Linked DNA regions of Homo sapiens: region 1 is linked to region 2. The links are chromatin loops, found by intact Hi-C in ENCODE. Cell type or tissue: K562. All regions are shown on one strand. Links, peaks and the distances in the headings refer to the core of each region. The heading gives the core; the rest is flanking DNA.

The links. A loop is a pair of places that touch in the nucleus more often than their neighbours do. Peaks named below come from ENCODE experiments on the same cell type or tissue, not always from the same donor. Only the 100,000 strongest peaks of a DNase experiment are listed, where the experiment ranks them.
Region 1: a loop joins it to region 2, with 3 times the contacts of the local background. A loop is called at or near these places in 3 of 110 quality-filtered maps.

The regions. Positions count from the first base shown.
Region 1 is chrX:152,032,680-152,045,404 of GRCh38, reverse strand. It overlaps the pseudogene RPSAP60. Among named protein-coding and RNA genes, the nearest start is that of GABRE, 64 kb to the right of the region's middle. In K562, for the core only: no CTCF peak of the experiment used is centred there; no DNase peak of the experiment used is centred there.
Region 2 is chrX:151,973,514-151,986,124 of GRCh38, reverse strand. It overlaps GABRE (gamma-aminobutyric acid type A receptor subunit epsilon), which reads left to right and starts at 11,449. Exons shown (of 9, transcript NM_004961.4): 1 at 11,449-11,555. The coding sequence starts at 11,500. RefSeq lists a silencer at 1-76. In K562, for the core only: a CTCF peak has its summit at 10,708 (motif pointing left); DNase peaks (open chromatin) are centred at 10,714, 11,314 and 11,874; H3K4me3 peaks cover 3,485 bases.

The DNA.
Region 1 (12,725 bases), core at 5,009-10,008, 62 kb before region 2:
CTAGAGTGCTCAGCCTGCCAGGGAAGATTGATTTGCAGCTCCCGCTGCTCAGACCACTGAACGGGTAGGAACAACCTCTGAGTGATCTTAAGCTGTTCTTCCACAGGCTCTTATGCAAGATAGAAATAAGGTTGGTGACAAATAAATGTCAGTTTCCAAAAATAAATTTTATTAAAATTAACGTAAATAAATACACATTCATATAAAATATATAATTAACGCAAATGCCTTTAGTTCCCATGACTTAAATACATCTTTAATAAATAAACCAGTTTTAAAACAATAAAATAAAAATATAAATTTCTTTAAAATGGTCAACATATATTTTTACCCAAGTTTACTGGTCAGTTTTATATTCGTCTCTACTAAATATTTTAATATGTCAAGATTTGTCACAAATGATGTAAAACTACAAGCCCAGCCTTAAAAAATAATCTTTGTTTATGTAACTTTTTACTAAATGAAACTAATTTGTCTTCTAAGTTATCAACAAAGTACTCATGAATTTAACTGTAAGGTTCCTAAACACCTAATATTTACAAACTATGAAAATAATTTACCAAAAACCTTAAAATTATAACTTTGACTAATATCTCAGTTTTCATAATCTAAATAAACTACTCAAAATTAAGTTAATATAAATACAATAAACATCATAAACTTTCCATTTAATTTTACATCTTAAAGTTATGTCTTGTTAAGTTTGAAAAAATATAGCTCTAAGCTGTTTACAAGAGGTGCATTCTTCAAAATCCACAACCTTGCTCAAAGTCCACGGCAAGCTTACACATAAATATCCTTTTACAAGGACATCTGCTCAGCAACTGCCTGTCCCAACTAGGACTGGCATCACCCTTGCTATGGATCTTTGTGGCCAAGGACAATCTCCTCATTAAAAAACAAACAAAGAAACAAACAAAAAAACCTTTGTCTTCCTTTACTTCCCTGAATACACACATAGTTTACTATGACATGCATATTCCCATTGCCATGCTGTATCTCAAATACATATATTTTTGGTTTAGAGAGCTTCTCTCTGATGGTTATTTAGGTTAAGAGCTGTTAAATTCATCTTTAAGTTATTAGTTTTAGTTTATTTTTAAAGTTTTCAATTCTAGAATATTTAGTTTATTATTTTTCATAAGGCTCCATTTTAATTAATATTAAGCATAATAGATTCATGATAAACATATTAAAATCTATGTCTCCAAACACCATTATATGGATTGTCTGTGTGTTTATTTCAATTTGCCTTATTTGTTTTGGGTTTTGTTCATATTGTTCTGTCACCTCCTATGCATAGCTATTTAAGATTGTGTGCTGCTTGTATGTGTATTGTGGCACTGTTCACAATAGCAAAGACTTGAAACCAACCCAAATGCTCATCAATGATAGACTAGATAAAGAAAATGTGGCACACATACACCATGGGATACTATGCAGCCATAAAAAAAGGATAAGTTCATGTCCTTTGCAGGGATATGGATGAAGCTGGAAACCATCATTCTCAGCAAACTAACACAAGAACAGAAAACTAAACACCGCATGTTCTCACTCATAAGTGGGAGTTGATCAATAAGAACACATGGACACAGAGATGGGAACGTCACACACTGGGGCCTGTCGGGGGGTGGGGGACTAGGGGAGGGACAGCATTAGGAGAAATACCTAATGTACATGACGGGTTGATGGGTGCAGCAAACCACCATGGCACGTGTATACCTATGTAACAAACTTGTACATTCTGCACTTGTATCCCAGAATTTAAAGTATAATTTTAAAAAATATGACAATAAAAATAATAAAAAAAAGATTGTGTGCTGGATATCATATGTGAAAAATTATAATTTGAGGCCTAGAAAGATGCTACCTTCCTACACAGAAGATTTGTTTGCTTCTGGGTTAGAGCTAAAGGAGCATTATCAATCCCAGAAGAACCTTAATCCATTCAGGTATGAAGATGATTCTATGATGATCTTAAAGCACTACAAGTCCTAGTCTAGGCATGGTTCACTCTTACTCCTAGAGAACTAATATTTGGGATTTTAGCCCAAAGCCTGAAGATTTTACCAGCGTGTCTCCTTGGCAGGCCTTGGACTCTAGTTTTTGTCTTCCTAAGCATATGGACCTGTTAAAATTTCTGCTCAGTTTGTAGCCTTTCAGTAGTCTCTTCTGGAATTGAAAAATTTCCCTAAGGAAAAAGCAACCACCAAATCTCAAATTACCTCTCTGGGTTTTCTTCTTCTTCTTCTGTATTTTTGCTACATATACTTCTTGCTTTGTTAACTCTATGATGTCTTTCATCATATTTTTAAAAAACATATTCAGATTATTTGGTTGTTCTCAGTATGAGGGATGACTTTCATGTTATAGTCTGCCATTACTGGAATCATTACTTATTCTCTTTGCTTTATGCTTTCAGCCAGAGAGTCGGTAGGAAGTATAATTAGCTGGTGGATAGACTACTCAGAATTTTATTCCTGAGGTGTATGATGTTCTGGGGGGGCCGTGATGTATCTCAACTGATTTTTATCATTGGAAATTGGAGTATAGGAAGATTTCCCAAAAAGTCTCCTGAGATCCAAACATAAGTATCCCTGTTACCTTTGGATATCAACAATCTTAGTTCCTCTTAAAAACTGATATTAATTATTTTAGACAATATAGTAACCCGTATATTGATTATCAATCAAGTGTCAAAAAATACCTGAAATGACCATGTTGCAGTCTCAGTTTTCAATTTAGTGAAACCTTTGTTGAGTGCTATGGCATAAGTCTTCCTTTGTGGGGCTCTAAGACCATTATACAATCATAGTCCAAAGATGTGAAGATGGCAAGCAAACATTTTTCAAGTGAGTGATGAGGTGTAATTTTCAAGTGAGTGATGAGGTGTAATCCTGAGAGGCTGTTCTCCATCCTCTATCTCTTGGTTTCTAGATTAGTGTGTTCTAGCCATGGGACAAATGTTACCAAATTTTAAATATTATATTTGTCCATAAAGTAAAGTTTGTTTAGCATATTGATCAAATCTCTTATAATCCTTTTTGGTTTTTCTGAGTTATGATAAAATCTCCAACTATGCTTATTGACTTTATTTCTCTTTGTATCTGTCAACTTTATATCTGTTGTTACTATGTTACTAGGTGCATAATTTTTAAATGCGATATTTTGGGGCAACATTAACCTTTTTTCATTATAAAGTGACCTTTCTCTCTAAGATTGCATTTTGCCTTAAAAATGTCTGAAATTAATACAGCTATAAAAATTGTATTTTATTAGTGTTTGCATAATCTAATTTTTTATATTCTTTTAGTTTACATATTCTTATATTTTGAATGCATCTCTTGTGAACTGCTTAAAGTTGGATTTTTTCCATTCTGGCAATTGTCTTATTTTGATTAAAACATTTAGTTCATTATAATTTATATAATCATTTCATTTAGCCTTTATTTCTTTATGCATCTCACACTTATCTGAGATAAATTATCTGAGATATTATGTGGGATAATAATTAGCCTTCAAAATAAACTATATCCATTATACACTGATAGATAATAGCTAGTTGGCTAGCTTAATAGATAGTTATTAGACTTTTTAGTGCTTGATTATTGGTGGTAATTTATAATTTTCTGTCTAAAAACTGTCATTATCTTGCCTCCATTCTTGAATGATATGTTCACTGGGTATATCATTCTAGGTTGACAGTTATTTTCCCTCAGTATATGGATGAAATCATTTCACTATTTTCTGGCTTCCATTGCTGCTATAAGCCAGCTATTAATCTACTCTTTTAAAAGTTATATGTCTTTTTATCAGGCTACTTTTAAGGTTTTCTTTCTCAGGTTTCTGTGATTTCACTATAATGTATCTAGCTGTTGTTTACTTATTCTCTTTTATCATTGGGATTTTAGAGAGAGGAGGGGCTTTCTAAAACCGTGGATTGGTGTCTTTTGTCAGTTGTGGAAATTTCTCCACTATTATCGCCTAAAATATTTCCTCCACCTAATGTGCTTTATCTTCTCCTGCTGGGATTTCAACTAGATATAGGTAAGGGCTATTTATTGTATCCATTACATCTCTTATTTTCCTCTGTATTTCCAGCTTTTCATATCTACTTGCTGCATTCTGAATAATTTCTTCTTATCTGTCTTACAATAATTATTTCTTCAGCTACGTATAATCTACTGTAAAAGCATGCATTGAGTTTTTAATTTAGAAATGCATACATAGGTATCTTTAATTTGCAGATATTTTCAAGTTTTTTCTTTTATTACTGTATATATGATAAGTACAATTATTTAATAATCTATATCTGACAACTGAGTTTTCTAAAGTTTGTGTCTTTTTCTGGTATTTGCTGTGTTTTGCTTTTGTTTTTTGTTGTTATTGATGGTGTCTGGTTTACTTGTATGCCCGATTATCTTTATTGTACTGGTAATGAAACCTAGGATCAATGTGATTCTCTTTACAGAATATTAGCTATTGTATGGGACAACCAGGGGACTCTTCTAATATGGAACCACTTTCGTTAAAGTTGAAGACTGGAGATTTCTTAGACTACCCTCACTTTACTATTACTTGAGCTTTGTGAAACGAAAATACCTTGGGCCCCCACAATCACTAAGCTAAAGGGGAAAACTTCTTAGGGCATACTTGCCTCACATTCTGTTCAAAGTCACCCCTCTGCTCACTGAGATAAATGCATATCTGATTGCCTCCTTTGGAGAGGCTAATCAGAAATTCAAAAGAATACAACAATTTGTGTCTTATCTACCTATGAGCTGGAAACCCCCTCCCCACTTATAGTTGTCCCGTCTTTCCAGACTGAACCAATGTTCATCTTACATATGTTGATTGATGTTTCATGTCTCCAAAAAATGTGTAAAACCAAACTGTGCTCTGACCACCTTGGGCACATGTAGTCAGGACCTCCTGAGGCTGTGTCATAGGCACGGGGGTCCTCAAACTTGGAAAAATGAACTTTCTAAATTAACTGAGACCTGTCTCAGATTTTCAGGTTCACATTTTGATAACCACAAAGGGAGTCTGAGAGGAGGTGCTCCTGACCTTTGAAAAATCTTCTATCTGTGCTTGGTATCAGATTGAGCTATGCTTATGGCTCAAACCAATAGGACAATTTGCTGAGACCTGGAAGCACCTCCTCCAGAGAATCTCTGATCTGCCAAAATTTGGTTGAGATCTAAAATTTATTTTGCTGTACAACTCCTTTTTTTGGAGTTGTACACACTTCCAACAAACACAAGGAAGACAAGTTTTTCCTGCTTCCATGATGATGGAAGGCAGGAAATTCCTTTATGGAGTTTGAGCTCACTTCCAACAGGGAAAAAGAGGGTTTTTTTTTTTTTTCTGCTTCTAGGGTGTTAGAGAGCGGTCTTCAGCCTGAGCCTATCCCTAGGCAAGTAACTAAATTGGAGTATGTCTTGGCTAAAGTTAAGATTAACAACCAGCTGATCTTAATTTCTCCTTACCATTAGAGTGCTCAGTAATCATATAAGTTGTGCAATTGTTTATTTTGCTTAACTGTTTTTTGCTGTTGTCATTAGTTGTTTCTGTTTTTGTTGTTGTTTCAGTCTTTTTCACATTGGGTTTGATCAGCTCTATGTGACTTGATCAAATCCCAAGGAAGTTCCAAATTATGGGGAACAAGACCTCGGAAGGAGTTAAATTCACACACACACACACACACACACACACACACACGGTGGTGTGGTGCAAGGAGAAAGACGGCCAGCAAAAAGACAAAAAAAAGAGGAAAGATTTTTTATTTTTATTACAAAGGGGCTTTATTTACATAACAAGGCCACCTTTTTCCTAGCCAGGCCAAACTGAAAAAGCAATGGCTACCCTTCTGAAATAGCAGCAATTTGTCCTAGCTGAGATATGGTAATGAGATTTAAGAAGGTATTTTTAAAAGGAACTCAATGGTCAAAAGTCAGCTTAATTAAAAGCTAACATCCAAGATGTGTGTTTGTGTGTGCCCATATGTGTGTGTTTGTATTTAAAAGGCCTTCATGTTTTTGTTTTTGTTTTTCTCCTAGGACCTTGTCTTCTTCTGAAGCAAAAGCTTTTTCTTCTCAGTTGACTGAATTCTGTTTTCTTCATTTACTTCTGCTTTCTCTTCTTTCTCTTGCACCCTCTGCTGCATGGGGACCTAAAATACTTTATAACAGCCTGGGATTCTTTAAAGAAAATGGAGAAGACTGACTCCCTTTGGGGGAGAAACCTGTTTTTCCTTATGGAACCCCAAGAATGTAAACAGACAAGTTCGTCTCAGCTCTTAAACTGCTTACTTTTGTATTGCATTACCTGTTTATAGTTATTGCAACAGAGGTTACTCTTGGGTCTTTAAGGAAGAGTATGGTTTCGATACTTAGAAATGTCTTTGTTTAAAAAAAAATTAAGTGTACTGTAAAAGCATCATGTGATCTAACCTCACAATAATTATCCCTTTGTGGAGACCCATGATTCATTGTAGGCTCTGTCCAAAGCTCAGAGATCCAGTCAAAAGATAGGTAGTCCCTATCTAAATAAAACTGGTCTCCTTATACAATCCTGTGATAGATTTCTACAATTTATGTTTGATTTGGCATCCATCTTTAATCTCCCTCTAGCACAAACAGGCTTTTTCTCTCTGTACCTTATGATATAAATTTTGCTATTTGATTTTTCACCTGAGTTGTTTGCTTTAATATGCAAATTTAAGGCTATTTAGCTGACAACTTCCTAGGGTTGTGAAACAGGTTATCAAGAATCTGAAAGTCTAAAATAGGAAAATAAAAGGTTTTTATAAAACTATAAGATGTGCTTCTACCGGCATGCCTAATATGTCTATGTATTTATGTGTTGCATACACAATGTTTCACTACTGAAAATATATAAAAGACTGCTAATTAATTGGCTTAAGAAAATAGAAACATTTGAATCAAATATTTTATCAGGAAAAAATAAAAGACTAGTCAAATGCTTTTTCAAGTTTACATAACTTAAAATCTTTATTAAATAAGCTAGCTTTAAAATTATTGGTAAAGTAATATTAGAAATGTCTTAAGAATCACCAGCACACATTTATTTGCATGTATTAATCAAGCAATTTCATATTTATTCCTGCCAAATATTATAAGGTGTCAAAATTTGGCATAGGGGTTACAAATCTACAAACCCAGCACAAGACAGAATGACCTTTGCTTGTATAATCTTTAATAAATCAGACATTGATGCTGGCTTAATAAAAATAGTTATGTCTTGAATTTAGTAAGATTACCATAACTTCTATTCTTGTGGCTTTAGGCAGTCTAGTCCACAGGCATTAAGGTTTGTTTTGGGAAAGGATTGTCATCATCTTTGTTTCAAAGCTAAACTATAAAGTAAGTTCCTCCCAAACTTAGTTTGTCCTATGCCCAGGAATGAACAAGGAAAGCTTGGAAGTTAAAAGCAAGATGGAGTCAGGTCAAATATTTTTCACTGGCTCAGTTATAATTCTGCAGTGGTGGTTCCCTAACTTTAAATAACGACCATCATAGTTTTTATAAATAATCTAGGTACATGATTAGAATAAAATAATTAGATATATATTACAGGATAAATACTTGTAGACAAACTCATCATAATTTAGAATCTAAAGTTATGTTAAATTAAGTAATAGATATATTATTATTTGCGTATTTTCCAAGAAAAATATATTTGTGAGAAAACATTCTTTCTAAAATAAAATGGTATTCTTTTTAAAAAGTGAACAATTTTTGCCTAATTCAAAAGTTTATTTAAGGGTCATTTTTCAAACAAGGTAAAAGGAGCCAGGAAATAAAAGAGATGTTAAGAAAGTTATATAAATAAAGAGGGTTTTTTCTTGTAAGAAGGCTAAAGAGAAATAATTTCATATGAGAAAGAACCTTGTATGATAAATTTAGTACTAGAATAAAATGGCTGGTTGTTAAGGACAGAGGGATGTTCAGAAAAACAATTTCAAGGATGTCATAAACGGTCTGTGTAAGTCATAAGAAAAGGATTTATTTTTAAAAAACAACAAAAATTTATATATGATCATGTTGTCTATGATTAAAGGGAAATTATAATGATCTTTCTAGAGATTAGGTTTGATGTAAAAAAACACATAAAGAATTGGTTAGAACAATGAAATTTTCTTAAGGGTTTGATTTACTCTTGATAAATTATAAGAGATTTTAATTTTTTTTATTTCAACCCAAAGTTCAACTTTTATTGCATCTCACTGGTTTCAGTGTTCTCTCCCCTTTTAAAAGGCATGAAAAAGTAACATTCCCCTTGAACTCATTTTCAGCTCAAATATATGTTTTTTTTCCTCCTTGGGTTCTGTTTTTTGTGGCCTGATGCTAACAGTAGTTTCCTAAAGAGCTAAAGGAAATATTTTATTCCAAAATAATATTCTGTGCACTGCACAGTGTCTTTTCTTTTGCCTTTTGATAACTGGCCTAACAGATTTTACATTTTATCAAAATAGTTCCTATGGCATTATTATTAAGTTTGGTTTGCTTAGGAGAAACTGATATTAAAAAAATATTTTTTAAATTAAGTTTATTACATTCTTGCATTTTCCTATATGTGCTTTGAAAGTTCTTGTGACATTGAGTTACAGGGCTTTATCTCCTGGGTCTAAAAAGAACACCAAGACCTGCTAAATCTTAAAAACTAACAGCAATTAAAGCCTCATTTTCAGTCCCAGTAGAAGATGCCAATCAAAATAAACTGCCTTCCTGAGACACAGGGCAAAAAATTAAAGCTATTTAACTCCTCAAGGGCCAGGGATGATCATGGAAGACATGAGCATGTGAGATTGTAAGTACTTATTCTGAGAGATAAAATAAGTTCAGTTTCTCTATAAATTAATCATGAATGTCAAAGGCACATTGATGCAACACCAGCATACGGGCCCCTGGGTCAGAATAACAGGGTTTTCTTGAAATATGAACTGACCTGTTAATAAAGGTTATAAAGGCTTAAGAAAGTTATATCTTATGATCAAGATGAAAATGTTATAGATTACAAAATTTTGGAAAACAAATTTAATTGGCTTCGTGCTGTTTTTTTTAGGGCTTATTGTTTGAAAAATTATGTCTCCTCTCTCAAAGAATGAAGGTTTTTGCCTTTTTTTTGAAATTCTTATCACTTTGGTTAAATGAACGACTTATTTTACAATGACCTGTGATCCTGTTTCATAATATCAAGTGTTTTAAGCCTTTCATATTTGACACACTTTCCAAATCAAATTGTAAATTATGTCTTTTTCTGACCTAATTAACCTTTAAGATATTATTAATAGATTCCTTAAACACCAAAAATGCCATTCCTTCTGAAACTATTCCAATCAACAGAAAAAGAGGGAATCCTCCCTAACTCATTTTATGAGGCCAGCATCATCCTGATACCAAAGCCTGGCAGAGACACAACCAACAAAGAGAATTTTAGACCAATATCCTTGATGAACATTGATGCAAAAATCCTCAATAAAATACTGGCAAACCAAATCCAACAGCACATCAAAAAGCTTATCCACCATAATCAAGTGGGCTTCATCCCTGGGATGCAAGGCTGGTTCAATATAAGCAAATCAATAAATGTAATCCAGCATATAAACAGAACCAAAGACAAAAACCACATGATTATCTCAATAGATGCAGAAAAGGCCTTTGACAAAATTCAACAACGCTTCATGCTAAAAACTCTCAATAAATTAGGTATTGATGGGACGTATCTCAAAATAATAACAGCTATCTATGACAAACCCACAGCCAATATCATATGGAATGGGCAAAAACTGGAAGCATTCCCTTTGAAAACCGGCACAAGACAGGGATGCCCTCTCTCACCACTCCTATTCAACATAGTATTGGAAGTTCTGGCCAGGGCAATTAGGCAGGAGAAGGAAATAAAGGGTATTCAGTTAGGAAAAGAGGAAGTCAAATTGTCCCTGTTTGCAGATGACATGATTGTATATCTAGAAAACCCCATTGTCTCAGCCCAAAATCTCCTTAAGCTGATAAGCAACTTCAGCAAAGTGTCAGGATACAAAATCAATGTACAAAAATCACAAGCATTCTTATACACCAACAACAGACAAACAGAGAGCCAAATCATGAGTGAACTCCCATTCACAATTGCTTCAAAGAGAATAAAATACCTAAGAATCCAACTTACAAGGGATGTGAAGGACCTCCTCAAGGAGAACTACAAACCACTGCTCAATGAAACAAAAGAGGATACAAACAAATGGAAGAACATTCCATGCTCGTGGGTAGGAAGAATCAATATCGTGAAAATGGCCATACTGCCCAAGGTAATTTATACATTCAATGCCATCCCCATCAAGCTACCAATGACTTTCTTCACAGAATTGGGAAAAACTACTTTAAAGTTCATATGGAACCAAAAAAGAGCCCGCATTGCCAAGTCAATCCTAAGCCAAAAGAACAAAGCTGGAGGCATCATGCTACCTGACTTCAAACTACACTACAAGGCTACAGTAACCAAAACAGCATGGTACTGGTTCCAAAACAGAGATATAGATCAATGGAACAGAACAGAGACCTCAGAAATAACGCCACATATCTACAACTATCTGATCTTTGACAAACCTGACAAAAACAAGCAATGGGGAAAGGATTCCCTATTTGATAAATGGTGCTGGGAAAACTGGCTAGCCATATGGAGAAAGCTGAAACTGGATCCCTTCCTTACACCTTATACAAAAATCAATTCAAGATGGATTAAAGACTTAAATGTTAGACCTAAAACCATAAAAACCCTAGAAGAAAACCTAGGCATTACCATTCAGGACATAGGCATGGGCAAGGACTTCATGTCTAAAACACCAAAAGCAATGGCAACAAAAGCCAAAATTGACAAATGGGATCTAATTAAACTAAAGAGCTTCTGCACAGCAAAAGAAACTACTGTTAGAGTGAACAGGCAACCCACAAAATGGGAGAAAATTTTCGCAACCTACTCATCTGACAAAGGGCTAATATCCAGAATCTACAATGAACTCAAATTTACAAGAAAAAAACAAACAACTCCATCAGAAAGTGGGCAAAGGACATGAACAGACACTTCTCAAAAGAAGACATTTATGCAGCCAAAAAACACATGAAAAAATGCTCATCATCACTGGCCATCAGAGAAATGCAAATCAAAACCACAATGAGATATCATCTCACACCAGTTAGAATGGCGATCATTAAAAAGTCAGGAAACAACAGGTGCTGGAGAGGATGTGGAGAAATAGGAAAACTTTTACACTGTTGGTGGGACTGTAAACTAGTTCAACCATTGTGGAAGTCGGTGTGGCGATTCCTTTGGGATCTAGAACTAGAAATACCATTTGACCCAGCCATCCCATTACTGGGTATATACCCAAAGGATTATAAATCATGCTGCTATAAAGACACATGAACATGTATGTTTATTGCAGCACTATTCACAATAGCAAAGACTTGGAACCAACCCAAATGTCCAACAATGATAGACCGGATTAAGAAAATGTGGCACATATACACCATGGAATACTATGCAGCCATAAAACATGATGAGTTCAGGTCCTTTGTAGGGACATGGATGAAATTGGAAATCATCATTCTCAGTAAACTATCGCAAGAACAAAAACCAAACACCGCATATTCTCACTCATAGGTGGGAATTGAACAATGAGAACACATGGACACAGGAAGGGGAACATCACACTCTGGGGACTGTTGTGGGGTGAGGGGAGGGGGGAGGGATAGCATTGGGAGATATACCTAATGCTAGATGACGAGTTAGTGGGTGCAGCGCACCAGCATGTCACATGTATACCTATGTAACTAACCTGCACATTGTGCACATGTACCCTAAAACTTAAAGTATAATAATAAAAAAATGCTAATAAAAAAAAAGACCAAAAACGACATATTTGGCTTATATGGTATAAAAATTGTACAGGAAGCATTGTCAAATGTAAAATTGTGTTTGGTTTCCTTTGGGCTGCATTTGTATAAATGTGTTATTGGTATGTGTTCCAAAACTATGGGAAACCCCTATATTTCTGATATGATTTAATGTACACTACCAGCAACAATTATAATTGTTATGCTAAATTATTGTGTGCCACAGAGGTAATAAATTTCCTTGTTAATTGTGTCTTTGCTTATGGCTGTCCTAAAACTTTTTGTCATCCATGGACAATTGTTGCCTTGTTTTGGTCCTCTTTAGAAGGTGGTTTTATAATCAGCTATAAAACTCTAACAGGTGATTTTGAATGCAGGTTTCTGAGAACTTTGGAGACTGTGACATCAGAATAGAGGAAAACTTTCAGGACTCATAGAGAACTGACATGTTTATGAGTATCAAGCAGAAGAGAAATTAACTGCAATTACTAGACTAATAGAAGTATGAAATAATCTTTCTAACTTTTTGCTAAAAGTGTTGCTGATCCTTTGTTTTTCTTAAAAGAAAACTTTTAAGCTATTTAAAGCTTTTAACAGTTGAGTAAAGTATATTCTTATGGACAAAATTTGGAGCATATTTGTTTCTCTCTACCTGATTTCTACAGAATTTGGAAACTGTGAGTATTCTTAAGTTATGATGATATAGTCATTTGCATAAGTGCAATAAGAATCTGTTTTCATTTGTAACAGGACACAATTGGAGAAACTGGCTATTTTACCAAGGCTTTGACTGGAATGGAATGCTTTCCT
Region 2 (12,611 bases), core at 7,612-12,611:
TGGCCAAGGTTCAGAACTACAAGGCACAATGTACAGAACCGTGATCCAAACTGCAAGCCAGAACCCAGTGACTCCAGCAGGAGCAAAGGGAGGAGAAGGCTGGGGTAGGTGTGGGAGGAGAGCTGGGAAAGGCAAAGTTGCAGCATCCCCAGGGTCAAGAGACTAGGCAAGGTCCAAAGGCAAGTGGAATAATAACTTTGTCCCATCAATCAGAATTCTGCAGGCCCAGCTGCAGGCAGCTTACGTCTACTTTCACGAAAGCTCTAGGACTCCATCCTCTGCCCAGCTCTCTTCTGGCTCTTCATAAGCTTTCCCAGGGACCTCAGCAATTGCCACAGCTTCTATCATGATCTTGCTGCGGCTGACATTGCTATCTGAAGAACAAGGGGAAGCATGTGGCACTCAGCATTGAGGGACCTGCATTCTAGCCCCAGCTCTGTTCCTTTCTGACTGTGTAATCTTAGGCAAGTCATCTACTTTCTCTGAGACACAGTTATTTCAGCTGGGAAGCGGGAAAGATAATGTCTACCTCACAGAGTTTGGGTGAGAGCTAAATAAAATCATGAAGATAGAGCTGCTCTGTAAATCACATAGTTCTGTACAATACTATTCCTAATATTAACAAGTCAATCTATAACCTAAATATCTGTCCTACGCTCCAGCCTGATATATTCAACCGCCTCCTGGAAACTTCCACTTGGACTCAGAGTCAACATATCCCAAATTTTCAAAACCCCCATCTTCTAGTACATGGCTTCCTGTCTTCTCTGTGCAGCCCATTTCAGCGAAGGGCATCAGAGACAATCAGAGTGTCGGGGTATGGAACCTGAAACCTAATGGACTCCGTCAGTGGAACCTTCCTTTCCCAGCTTACATACAATCTGCCAACAACTACCAGGTTGGAATGAATATCTGACAGACTTTCGGCCCTTTTTCTCCTTCCCCTCTGCCCTGACCTCAGTCAAATTCTCAATATTTCTGTCCCAGAATGTTGCAACACAGTCTTAAGAGACCTAGCTACTTCTGGTCACACACCCATTTCCTCAAATCCAGACTTGCCATCACAGCCAGGTTAACCTTACAAAACACAAATCTGACTAAACTGCTTTCCTTAAATCCTTGAAAGCCCCCTTGTACACCTAAAGGAGAAAACGTATGCCAGTTTCACTTCTCACTCTATCCCTTAAAGTATCCACTGTTCTCACCTCTCCCGATGAGAAACATCCTGAACAGACCAAGTCCTGGCCAACGTCTTTGGCTTTTTTCCATTCTGATATACAAGGAGCCATATCATGGAATCGGATTCTTCCTAGAGTTAGGGAAGCCTATTTGACATCAAGAGTGCCCTGAGACAGCTTTCTTCTGCTTCCAGTGATTTTTTTTTTTTTCCCCAAACACAGCCTCATACAGAAAGCAACTGCTGACTTGGGAATACCCACAGTTCTAAGGCAGCACAGGCAGCTAACAGAACCGTGTTAGCTGTCATATGATGTTAGATTTAGTTCTTGTTCTAGTTCAAGTTCTGCCACTAAAGAAAAGAGCCAACTCCATTGTGATGTCTGTGAGATGGTCTTCGATAACATGTCAAGCTGCTGAATTAAGCAACCCAGCAGCCCACACACGAATGGACTTCCTGTTACAAATGTTTTTGTTGTCTGAGTCAGTCTGAGTAAGGGTTTCCATTATTTGCAGCTAAAAGTACTGTAAATTATCTAACACAATAGGTGACTTAAGCAATAACACAGCCTAAGTATGCAAGGGAGTTTCTCACACCAAACAAACAAAAACAGAAACTGAGGTTCAGAAAAAGAAAAATGATTTTGCCAAGAACATACTGAAAATTCGATGGTTAATTGCATAAAATATAACAATACTAATAACTATTTCTAGTCTGGATTATCAGGTGAATAAGCCCTGTTCTCTTCTAGTTTTGCTGTTAAGCTGCTGTGGACTGGAAAACCAGGTTTCTGCAAGACAGGTAGATCTGTTTGTAAACTAAGTGTAAACAGACTCTGAGTGAAGTTCCAAAAGCTTGTCTATGAAGAAATGGCAGGAGCTTTAGCATTGATTTTGGGACATTGAGATAAGTATGATGTCTCTATATACTTGGCTAATCTTTGGTCTATATCACATCAGAACTATTAGGACAATGTGTCAATTAGTTATTTTTCTTGTGAAAATAAATAATGAATGTCACAGAGTGGATGCCTCTATGTGTGTGTGGGGGGGCTCAAACTATGCCTGCCTGAGTGCACATAGCACAAGAGTAGTAGGGACAGGCTCTCTAATCTCAAGTTTAACTGTTTTGTCCTGGCCAACTTGGACTTGAAAAGTAAGGGATGATCTGATTGACTCCTCTACCTTCTCTCAGAAAATTCTTCACTTACCATGTCAAACGACTATTTTGCTGTGGAGCTTATTGAAAAGTGACACATGCTGCCCTGTGGAGGTAGTGAGCTCCTCATCTCTGGCTCAAACTGAGTTTGAATGCCCTACTTGTGAGGAAGACTTCTATTCCAGGAAAAAGTTAAGGCTGATGTCATCAAGTCTTTTATAGTCTCTTTCCAATCCTGATTTCTCTTACAGCCCTTTTAGAGGGAGAAAAATATTCTCTGTTGTTGTTCCTGTCAAAGTTGCCCATAGAAACAGGCAGTATCAAAGTGATCTAGCTCACCACTGAGCCCTTTCTATGTCATACAAGAGCACCAGCAATAAAAATGCTGGAACTGAGGCCCAACCAGTGATATCACTGATGATGCATCAGGAAAGACAGAACACCTGCTCTTTACAAAGACCTTTTTACACTTACTTCCCTGATGAGTTCACTTCCCAATCTGTTGGAGCAAATCCCTTTTGTAAGACAGGCTGCTACACACCATAAATTTGATGGCAGCTCTTCCATCCAAGGAGCCTCTTGGGGCACTTGACCAATCTCAACATTCCCAATTGTTCTAACTGATTGGCAAGCATTATGAACTCAACAATTGGTTTTCCACAGCTTTGGGAGGAGAAATGTCTTTCATTAATAGGCTACATTTCACCAGATTGCCAGGGAAAAGGTGATACTACTGGAAATGTCAGAAAGAGATTCCCTCTTTTCCTCCCTAACCTACAGCAGGGCAAGCAAGCATGGCTGGTAAGGGAGGGTAAGAAAAACACAAAGACTCTTGGCCAGGCGCGTTGGCTCACGCCTGTAATCCCAGCACTTTGGGGGCCGAGGCTGGCAGACCATGAGGTCAGGAGATCGAGACCATCCTGGCTACACAGTGAAACCCCGTCTCTACTAAAAATACAAAAAAATAGCCAGGCGTGGTGGCACGTGCCTGTAGTCCCAGCTACTTGAGAGGCTGAGGCAGGAGAATTGCTTGAACCTGGGAGGTGGAGGTTGCAGTGAGCCAAGATCATGCCACTGCACTCCAGCCTGGGCGACAGAGCAAGACTCTGTCTCAAAAAAAAAAAAAAAAAAAAAAAAAAAAGACTCTTCAGTGTAGCTGCTTGGCTTCATCTTCACCAGGAAGCTTCCTGGCTCCAAACCATTGCTGAAACATCTATTTGTTCCCTTGAGACCTTCTGGGAAAGTCTTTCTTAGGGTTGGGGTAAGGAAATATGGCTTCTCAGGATTATTCAAGCTCAGAAGCCCTGTCACCCTGACTTCAAGCTCAGAAAAACAGGCAAGCCAATAAACTATCCAGACTGTTTGGTGCAAAGTCCTGCAGCTCTGAAGGATGAGTCATCTGCTTTTACCACCACTTGAAATAAACGATAATGGCTTGGCAGCCTTTCGTATATTAATAGCCTTGTCATTTTGCCTTCCTCCCGCTCCCTTTATTCCACATTGGAATTAGAAATGGCAAAAGGGCCTTCAGAGCTGATTACCCTGTGGTTCCAAGCTTCCCAGAGAGCCCAAGAGGAGACCAAGATGTTCCCTGCACCCTGGGCAGACTGAGAGTCCCCCCCAGTCATTATCCTGTAGTCATTCTTCATGGCATTTCATACTGGAAATTATCAGATTTATTTCCTTGTCTGCTGATTGCCCGTTTCCCTGCATAAACATGTAAACTTCATGAAGGCAAAGACTTAATCTGCCCTGTCACTGCATCCTCAACACCCAGAACAGCGCCTGTGAGAGAGGAGGGAGGAGCTGGAAGTGTTACCCTCCTACAAAGAATGAGAATACACAAAGGAGGCAGGGTTGTACATTGGGGGAAGGGCTTTACGAAGGTGAGAACTATAGGGGATGTGGGTGAAGTAACCACATTTCTATATCTCTCTGACTCCAATGTCTTTTGTGTTAATTACTCTGAATTTCCAAGAGAAGGGAGAGGGTGCAGTTAATCATCTCCCTCAAACCTCAGCAAGACCCACCTCAGCCCTCCACTGTGCTCTGTGGTACTACTCTGCATTTCTTCAACTTCCACGGAACCTCTGAGCACTCCTGTGCCCCCTCCACATCTTCAAAACCTCCCACTGGCCCACCAGCACCTTGCTCTAGGAGAAAAATGCCTCCTCTACTCCCATCTCATCTCTGAATACTACTTCTACCTCTTTGTCCAAATCCAACTACAGTTCCTCCCTGCCTGGAGAATGTAGCTTCCCCTGCAGGCCTCTCGACTACTCACTCAGTCCTTAACCCAATCAATACATTGTGATTAGGTACCAGTTCTGGGAGGCAAGTGAAGAGATTCATTCTCCACACTCCATGTTTCTCAGAGTCTGGAGGTAGGGTAGTCACCTCCTCTAATTCTGCTTCCAAAGGGTTACATCTCATCCCTTCTTGCTGACTCAGTGACACCACGGCACTCCTCTTCCCTCCCTGGTAGTATAAAGGGTTGACTCTGCACTTAGGCATTCCCCTTGGCATACACACATGCTGTTATTTTCCCCATGTAACCTTCTCTAGAGTCTCCTTCCTTCTTCAACAACTGCCCTATTTTGCTGCTGCCTTCTGCAACAAAACTCTTCCAAGGAGGTTTCTAAGCTCATTATCTCTAATTCCTAGTCTTTTGTGAACCCACTTGAGCAGTCTTTTACCTCTCCTACCCACCCTTCCCAACACGCACACACACACGCACACACCATAGAAATTTTTCTTCTCAAGGGCACTAATGACTTATATGTTGCTAGCCCCAGTGGTCAATTCTTAGTCTTACTCCCCTGGACCTGCCGGCATCATTTGACAGTTGATCTCTCTCTCCTTGACTTGCAGGATGTTTCACTCTCCTGAGTGAAACATCAAGAGATGTTTTCCTCTTCCTACCTCACTGGTCACATTTCTCAGTCTTGTTCCCTGGCTCCTTCTCTTCTTCCCATCCTCTTCACCTCAGGGCTCAGTCGTTGTCTCACTCCCCTTCTCCAGCTACATGCACTCTCATGTTCATCTCATTCAGTTTCATGGCCTTAAGTGCCATCTCTATACTGATGATTCCCAAATGTATATATCCAGGCTACACTTTTCTCCCACCCACATTTCAGACTCAAGATCACACCTGAATTTGGAAGTCTAATAGACACCTCAAATCACCATGTGGAAAACTGAACTTCTGACCTATCTTCCAACAAAACCAACCAAAACTCCAGGAAAACCAAACTCCCACAAAACAAAACAGCAGAAAAAACAAACAAACAAACAAACAAGCAAACAAACAAAAACCTGTTCTATCCATAGCCTTCCCCATTTCAGCTGTTGGTAGTTCTACCATTCTGGAGCCATCCTTGACGTCTCTCTTTCTTTCACACTTCATATAATTTGGCAGGAAATCTTATTGACTCCATTTTCAAAATAGAGCCAAAGTCTGAATACCTCTCACTATCTCCACTGTGACCATCATCTCTTTTGCAATTGCTGCAGTTGCCCCTTAATTAGCCCCTCTGTTTTTATCTTCACCATCATCAATTTATTCTAAGGGAAGTGGTCCTTTAAAAAAGTAATTCAAATTGTGTCACTCCTCTTCTCATAACTCTCCCAGTGACTCCCACTTTCAATCAGAAGAAAAGTTAACTTCTTCCAATGGCTACATGACACTCCATGATTTTCCAGCTCAATCTTGTTTTCTCTCTAACCTCATCTCCTGCTACTTCCTCTTTCTTCACTCTATTCCAGCCACACTGACTTTCTTGTTGGGCCTGGAACATGTTAATAATTTTCACTTTTTCTTGATTCTTACTAGAACACTCTTTCCCCAAACATCACCTTCTCAGTGATGCTCTGCCTGAGCACCCTATTTAAAATTATCCCCCCATAGCACTCCGAATCCTACTTATCAGATTCTGCTTATTTTTCTCCAAACCATTTATTACCTTCTAATGTGCTGTATAAATATAAGTAACTTGTCTGTTCCTTATATTTATTATTTGAGGTCTGTCTCATTTCTCTGGGATGTATGCCTCACAAGAACAAGGCTTTCAATTTGCTTTTCTCATCACTATGATCTTTAGCACCTAGGCTAGTACCTGGCACATAGTAACATATATTAGTTGAATGAATGAATGAGTCTGTTTGTGTCCTCTCCTCTCCTTCTGTCCTTCCCTCCTCTGAGGAAGAAGCATTCATCCTCCACTAGCAGCCAATTCTCCCCACTGGGCTCTGACCATACACACCTGCTTCATGAAGGCTTTCCACCCTCTCCCCTTCAATTGGCTTCTCCCTCTCAGCCTATAAACATGTTTCTGTCTCATGCATCTGTAAAACACAAAAATCAAAATGCTTCAAATATTTGCCTCCCTCTAGCTGTGTCTTCCTTCATGTTGAGCTTCCTGAGGAGTTGTCTATACCTGCTGATTTCACATCCTCCTCACACATTCACCCCTCAGAGCAGACACTTTCCAGATCTCAATATTCTCAACCAACATCATTTGCCAGCATTATGGGAATTCTCCTTAAATCTCTTCCTCTCCTTCTCTAAAACCCTCTAGCCCAGAGCAGAATCAGACATGGCCCCTGCACTAAGCCTCTCTCCCTGTATTTGGTGTGGGAGACAGTCACAGTTCTCACTGCTTTCGAGCCACTTCTCAAGCAAGCTGTCTACAGTCATACGCTCTTTTCTCTTACCTGTCCATCTCACACCCCCCCTCAACTCTGTGTTGAGGATCAGCCCCTGCCCGAAGCTTACCAATAACCTCCTTGTTGAGTCATCCACTGGACACCATTCAGTCCTTGACTTATTAGCACATGATTAAAACCACCAGCCTACAAGAAATGCCCTCCCTTGTGTTGGCTTCTCTGACACCCCTCTCAGGACTCAAGCTTAAGCCTGTTTATCTCTCCCTGGGTGACTGCATCCAGTTCCATGGTCTTGAATGCCACCCATGTGCCAGGCAATCTCCATCCCCAGTCATGCCTCTCTCCTCCCTTATAGCCTGGTGCCACCAGCCTGCAGTGCTCACAGTGGTCCAGTTTCCTGAGGTCTGGAATCCTGTTTTGTCCACAGCATTTCAACCGCCTTGGGACATGAGCCCTTGCTCTGCAGTGTATGTCTAGGGCTGAGGTCTTGCTCTTTGGCCAGATACTTCCTGGTGTTACTCAAGACCTCAAGGATACCAGGTGTGCCTGCGCTGTCATTTATCAGTTATTAGCTAATAATAGTAATGTTGAGAATGGCAGGTAAGCTTTGTTGAGTACTGACCATGTGCCAGACATGGTGCTAACTGCTTTACCTGGTCTTTGCCATTGAATCATCACAGGTGCCACGTGAGGTGGGAAGTATTATAATTTCCATTTGACAAGTGAGTAATGTGAGGTTCAGGGGCTTTAAGGAACTTGCTCCTAGTCATTTAGCCAGTAGTTAGGGGATGATCTGAAATTCAACCTGTGCCCTGTGTGCAGTGGAGCACAGAGGTCTGGTCACTACCCTGTACTGCCTCTGCCTCCATTGTTAGTCTATCTGCTTTGAAGCCTGGTTGTCCCCTGCTTGCTCCTTCATCCACTTCTGCACTTGGCTTAGCCCTGTACATAGTTCTTTCTCTAGGTGCTTTCCCCAGTGTCCCTGGCATCTCGGTCTTGCTGCAAGCCCAGGTACTTAACAAGCTAAGAGCCATGTAAGATTTGTCTGGGCTGGTATTTTTTCCTTGAGCTAATAAGAAAAGCATGTGTGCATGTGCTACAGTTTAGGCCATGCTAGGGCATGAACACACAGACTTTATGACCAGCAACTCTGGTTTTGTCCCTAAATCACATATATAGTAGGTCACATGGTGGTTTGCTGTTGGTTATTTAATTTGATAATTCACAACTGACAAGGGGGTTGCTCACTGCTATTCCAATCAATGGGTAGTTTGGTTTAGTTATGAAAACACAGCTGCTGTATTAACAGTTTTGTTTATATTCAGCTTGAATATCTAGTTGAAGAGAAGCACATCTGAAGTACAAACAGCCAGGGAGAGGGGTGTGCACCCACACACATGCACACACACACACGCACACACACACACACACACGTACCTAGACACTAAATGAGAATGTTTATTTCTAATGGAACTTTAAAAAGTGAAATGCAAAATGCAGGGAGCTGCTATCATGGCTGTGACTAAAAGCTCTTTCTCCTCCTCCTGCCTTCATTATTCTGTTCTGCCACCCTGGTCACCCGGGAAGACCCTGTGAGCCTTTTCCAACAAACCTCCCTCCTTTGCCTCCTCCCCAACTCCATCTGTCAGTTGTACATCTTAGATGTTGCTCCCTCCTGCGGCTCCTCTTCTGGCCATCCCTGTGGCTCTGATCCTGTTCACTGGGAGAAAAGAGGCTCCAGCTCTCCATCCCGCAAACTCTCCCGCCTACCCCCACCAGAGGGATCTTTGGAAACAACGTTTGGACGTACAATGTACCCTTTTGGTACTCGTCTGCAACTCCCCTGTTGCCCACAGGATAAAGTGCAATTGCCTGGCCAGCCTCCCACTCCAGCTTTATCTCCAAAAATTTCTCTTCACAAATGCCTCAGGCAATCTCCTCCTTGTTCTCTGTCAAACACCACACATAGCTGGTTTCAACACCCTGGCTGGCTCTCAATTTGGAATGTCCATCTCTGCACCTCTGCTGCCTATAATACCCTTTTCTTGCTTTGAGAGGCTAGAGATCACATAAGTGTTTTCCTGGGAACTCTGGGGCCCTCATGACTTTGTACCTTGTGTTAGTAATTTTTGAAAAAATAGTAATTTTTTACTAATTTTACCACAAGTTCCCACTCCTCTCTTGAAAAACATATGTAAGGGCCAGGACATCATCTGAGTCCTTGCCATATATTCCTCTATCATAAAGTCGATGGCCTGACCTAGACAAGCATGTGGCAAATACTTGAAAAACTACAAAATAATAATAACATTCTGTAGCCTCCACAAATCCTCACAGCTATCCTGTGGATGAGCTATCCCTTCGATGAGGTTTATAAGGAAGATGGCAAAGTATGATTAATATCAACCTGTAAGAGAAAAGTGCCTGGGAATCTCTGATGAGGGAGCTGTAATCACTTGCTTCCTTTGTCTGCCTGGGATTCAGTCGCTCATTCAGCAAACGTAATTAATGCCTACTGGTCATTGGTCACTGTGCTCAACCCAGGGGAATACAGGTAAATCAGACAAACCTTCATTTCCCGGAGGTCCAATGTCAGTGGAGGAAGAGACATGCATACAGGACACTTCAAATCCCAGGCTGGCTACAGTAAGGGCAGACATGCTCCTTTCCATAGCAGTCTGGTGTTGGACAGGACGGCAGGCGGATGGACTGGCAGCCTTCTCTTCCTCATGGCCTCAGCAAAGCCGCGTGTTTGCCTGTTCCCTGCTCTGCGGCATTTCTGCCCAGGGCAAAACTGGCTATATAATTTGCAGGGCCCAGGAAAAAAGAAAAATGCAGGTCCACTTGTTCAAAAATTATTAAAAATTTCAGCAGCAAAGCATGAAAGAAAGTATGGGGCTCTTCCCGGTGTGTGTCGGGGGGCGGGGGTGAGGGGCTGTGCAAGCCTAAACATGTCCTGCAGTCTCTTCTGTCTTGCACCGTAGTCTGAAGGCAGCCCCAGGTCCTAGTGGACTAACTCAGTGGTAGTAGGACACACACAGCTGCACACAAATCAGTGACACATTTGGTTGAGTGCCTATTGTGTACCCAGAGCTCTGCTAAGTCTTAGGGATACAGTGGAGACCCCAACAGACACATTTTGTGTGTATGCATGTGTGTGTTTGTCCCTGAGCTTACTTCAGTAGGAGAGACCCACTGTAAACAAGCTCATAAAAAATGCCCAAGATAATCATCAATGAGTGAGCAGTGTTGTGAAGAGGACAAAGCAGAGTGATGTGCTTGGGAGGTGGGGTGGTGAAGAGGGTGTTGTAGGTGAGTGTGGTAGAGCTAAGCCTCTTCAAGGATGCACACAGCCCCTTCTGGAGCAACAGGTGAGGATGCTGCCAGCGTCTGGCATCAGCTTGGTACACAAATCTTTGCCATTCCTTCTCCTTCTGAAGCAAATCAGAAGGGTCTAGGGAAAGAAGATGAAGTCCAAGTATGCTTGAGACTCTTGACGTGTCTCCCCTGAAGTGGGGCACTGCCCCTTCCCCTTCCCCCTCTGTGCCTTCTCGTGTCTTCTTCTGCTATCACCTGGTGCCAAGTCTCCAGAAAGATTCGGCCATCCAGTCTCAAGGAGGTTTCCAAAGCCTCCTCTATTCCAGTTGGTCCCTCTCACACTCAGCTTCTGGGGCCAAAGCGGGAGCCACATTGTGGCAGTGCCCCCTTGGGGTTCAGAGAAAATTCTCCAGTGAATGTCTCCGCCTGGTCCTCTGTTGGCGGGTCCTCCCTGCCCCCAAATACCTGGGAATTTGCCCTGTGGAATACCTCACATCAGAGCTTGCTGGGGAGACCCCTGTCTCTCTTCTTCTCGGTGCCAAGGAAGGTGCTGAGTTACCCGGCTTCCTTCATACGACAAGACTTGTATTCCGAAGGACTGAAGATTGTGGGCTGAGAGCTGGGAAAACCAGAGAGGGAGGTTGAAGCCAGGACACTTGGGGAAGCAATGGGGTGCAACAGGTGGCGGGGAGGAAGCCACGGCTGGAGAGCACAGTTTGACCCCGCGGCGTGCCAGCGGGCAGGAGGGGGTCGCCTCTGGGGCGTGAGCACATCCAGCCCCACATCTTGTCCCTGAAGCAGCTCCCTGCCGGCCACAGCCTGGGGCGCGAGTTTCCCCCGCCCAGGCCCCGCGCCGCGGGCTCGCCGCCTCCTCCCTCCGCCTCCCCCGCCCCTGGCTGTCTGGCAGCGCCGCAGTGGCGGCGTGGGGACGGGGGGCCTCAGCAACCGGGCTCCCGCCTCCTTCCCGCGCCCGCGCGAGCCTCCCCGGCTCCCCACCGCAGCAGCCGTCACGTCGTCGGAGATTTCCATCGGGGCGGGCCTGGGGCGGGGAGCGCGGGACGGGGCGGGGCGAGTGGGAGGAGTGAAAGTTGGAGCCCAGCAAAAGCCTCCGCCCCGCGCTCAGTGCGGCCAGAGCGTGAGCCGCGACCTCCGCGCAGGTGGTCGCGCCGGTCTCCGCGGAAATGTTGTCCAAAGTTCTTCCAGTCCTCCTAGGCATCTTATTGATCCTCCAGTCGAGGTGAGTCTCCATCCCGGGACCCGGGAGCCCTTCGCGCCCAGCTCCCTCTCCCCGGGAGCCGGGACGGCTCCCGGGACCCCAGCGGCCCCGCGTTCCTCGAGCCCCGCGCCCGCTTTGCCCCGGCCCTACCGCGGGCTGGCCGAGTCCCGCGTCCCCTCGATGCGCGCCGGCCTCGGCCCGCCTCACTGTAGGATGGGCTCCCGGGGTCCTTGAGGGGGAGCTCCAAAAGGAAGACAGGACGCCAGAAGGAAGACGGGACTCCAGTTCGCGGATTCCCGCTCTCAGAAGCACTGCGGTGGCCTGGTGACAAGCACTCCTCGGAGTCTTGCGCAGGAACAGGGGAGCGGCCCCGGGGTGACCGGCCAGGGCAGGCTTCAGCTACTGGGGGGGCCGGAGGTGCATTTTGAGAAGGGGGTGCGCGGGCTGAGGGAGCTTAGCTGCGCCAAAAATGTGTGAGTGTTGCCTCGTGTGTTCTCTGCTGCTCACATTTTTTTTAAGAGTGCCTACTGAGTTCCAGGCACTGCGCCAGGCAACTCTGACATTACTTGCTTCCCATGCCGCTGCTCCTGTTGGTGCCAGTCTCAGGCACGAGCTTTGGTTTAGTCTAAGGGTTCCCGCACCAGCTATGCCCCCTCTCCACCGCTGACAGCCTCCCACTTCCTTAACTCATCCCTAGACACCCTGCTGGGCCTTGGGCAGACTGGAGCCAGAGGCCAGGAATATTATTCTCCTCTGAAGTCTGTGGTTTGGGCCGTAGATTTCAATCCCCTTCTCCCCTTTCAGGTTTCCCTTGAACAACCATCTTCCCTCACACCTTCTCCTCGCCCTGAGACTTGGCTAGGAGGGTCGTGCCCTGGATTTGTGGCTTTTTGGGGTGGAAGATGACTGCTTCGTTTTGTTGTTGTTGTTTTGAGATGGTTCCTGCTGTGTGTGAAGTGTCACAAATTTGCAAGCTTCCTGATCTGTGGAGCTTTCTCGAAGATTCCATGGCACTGGGCTTGTGTCTTGTTTGTCTGTTCTGGGGAGGGAGGGTGGCTTCTCTCCCTACCCCAGATT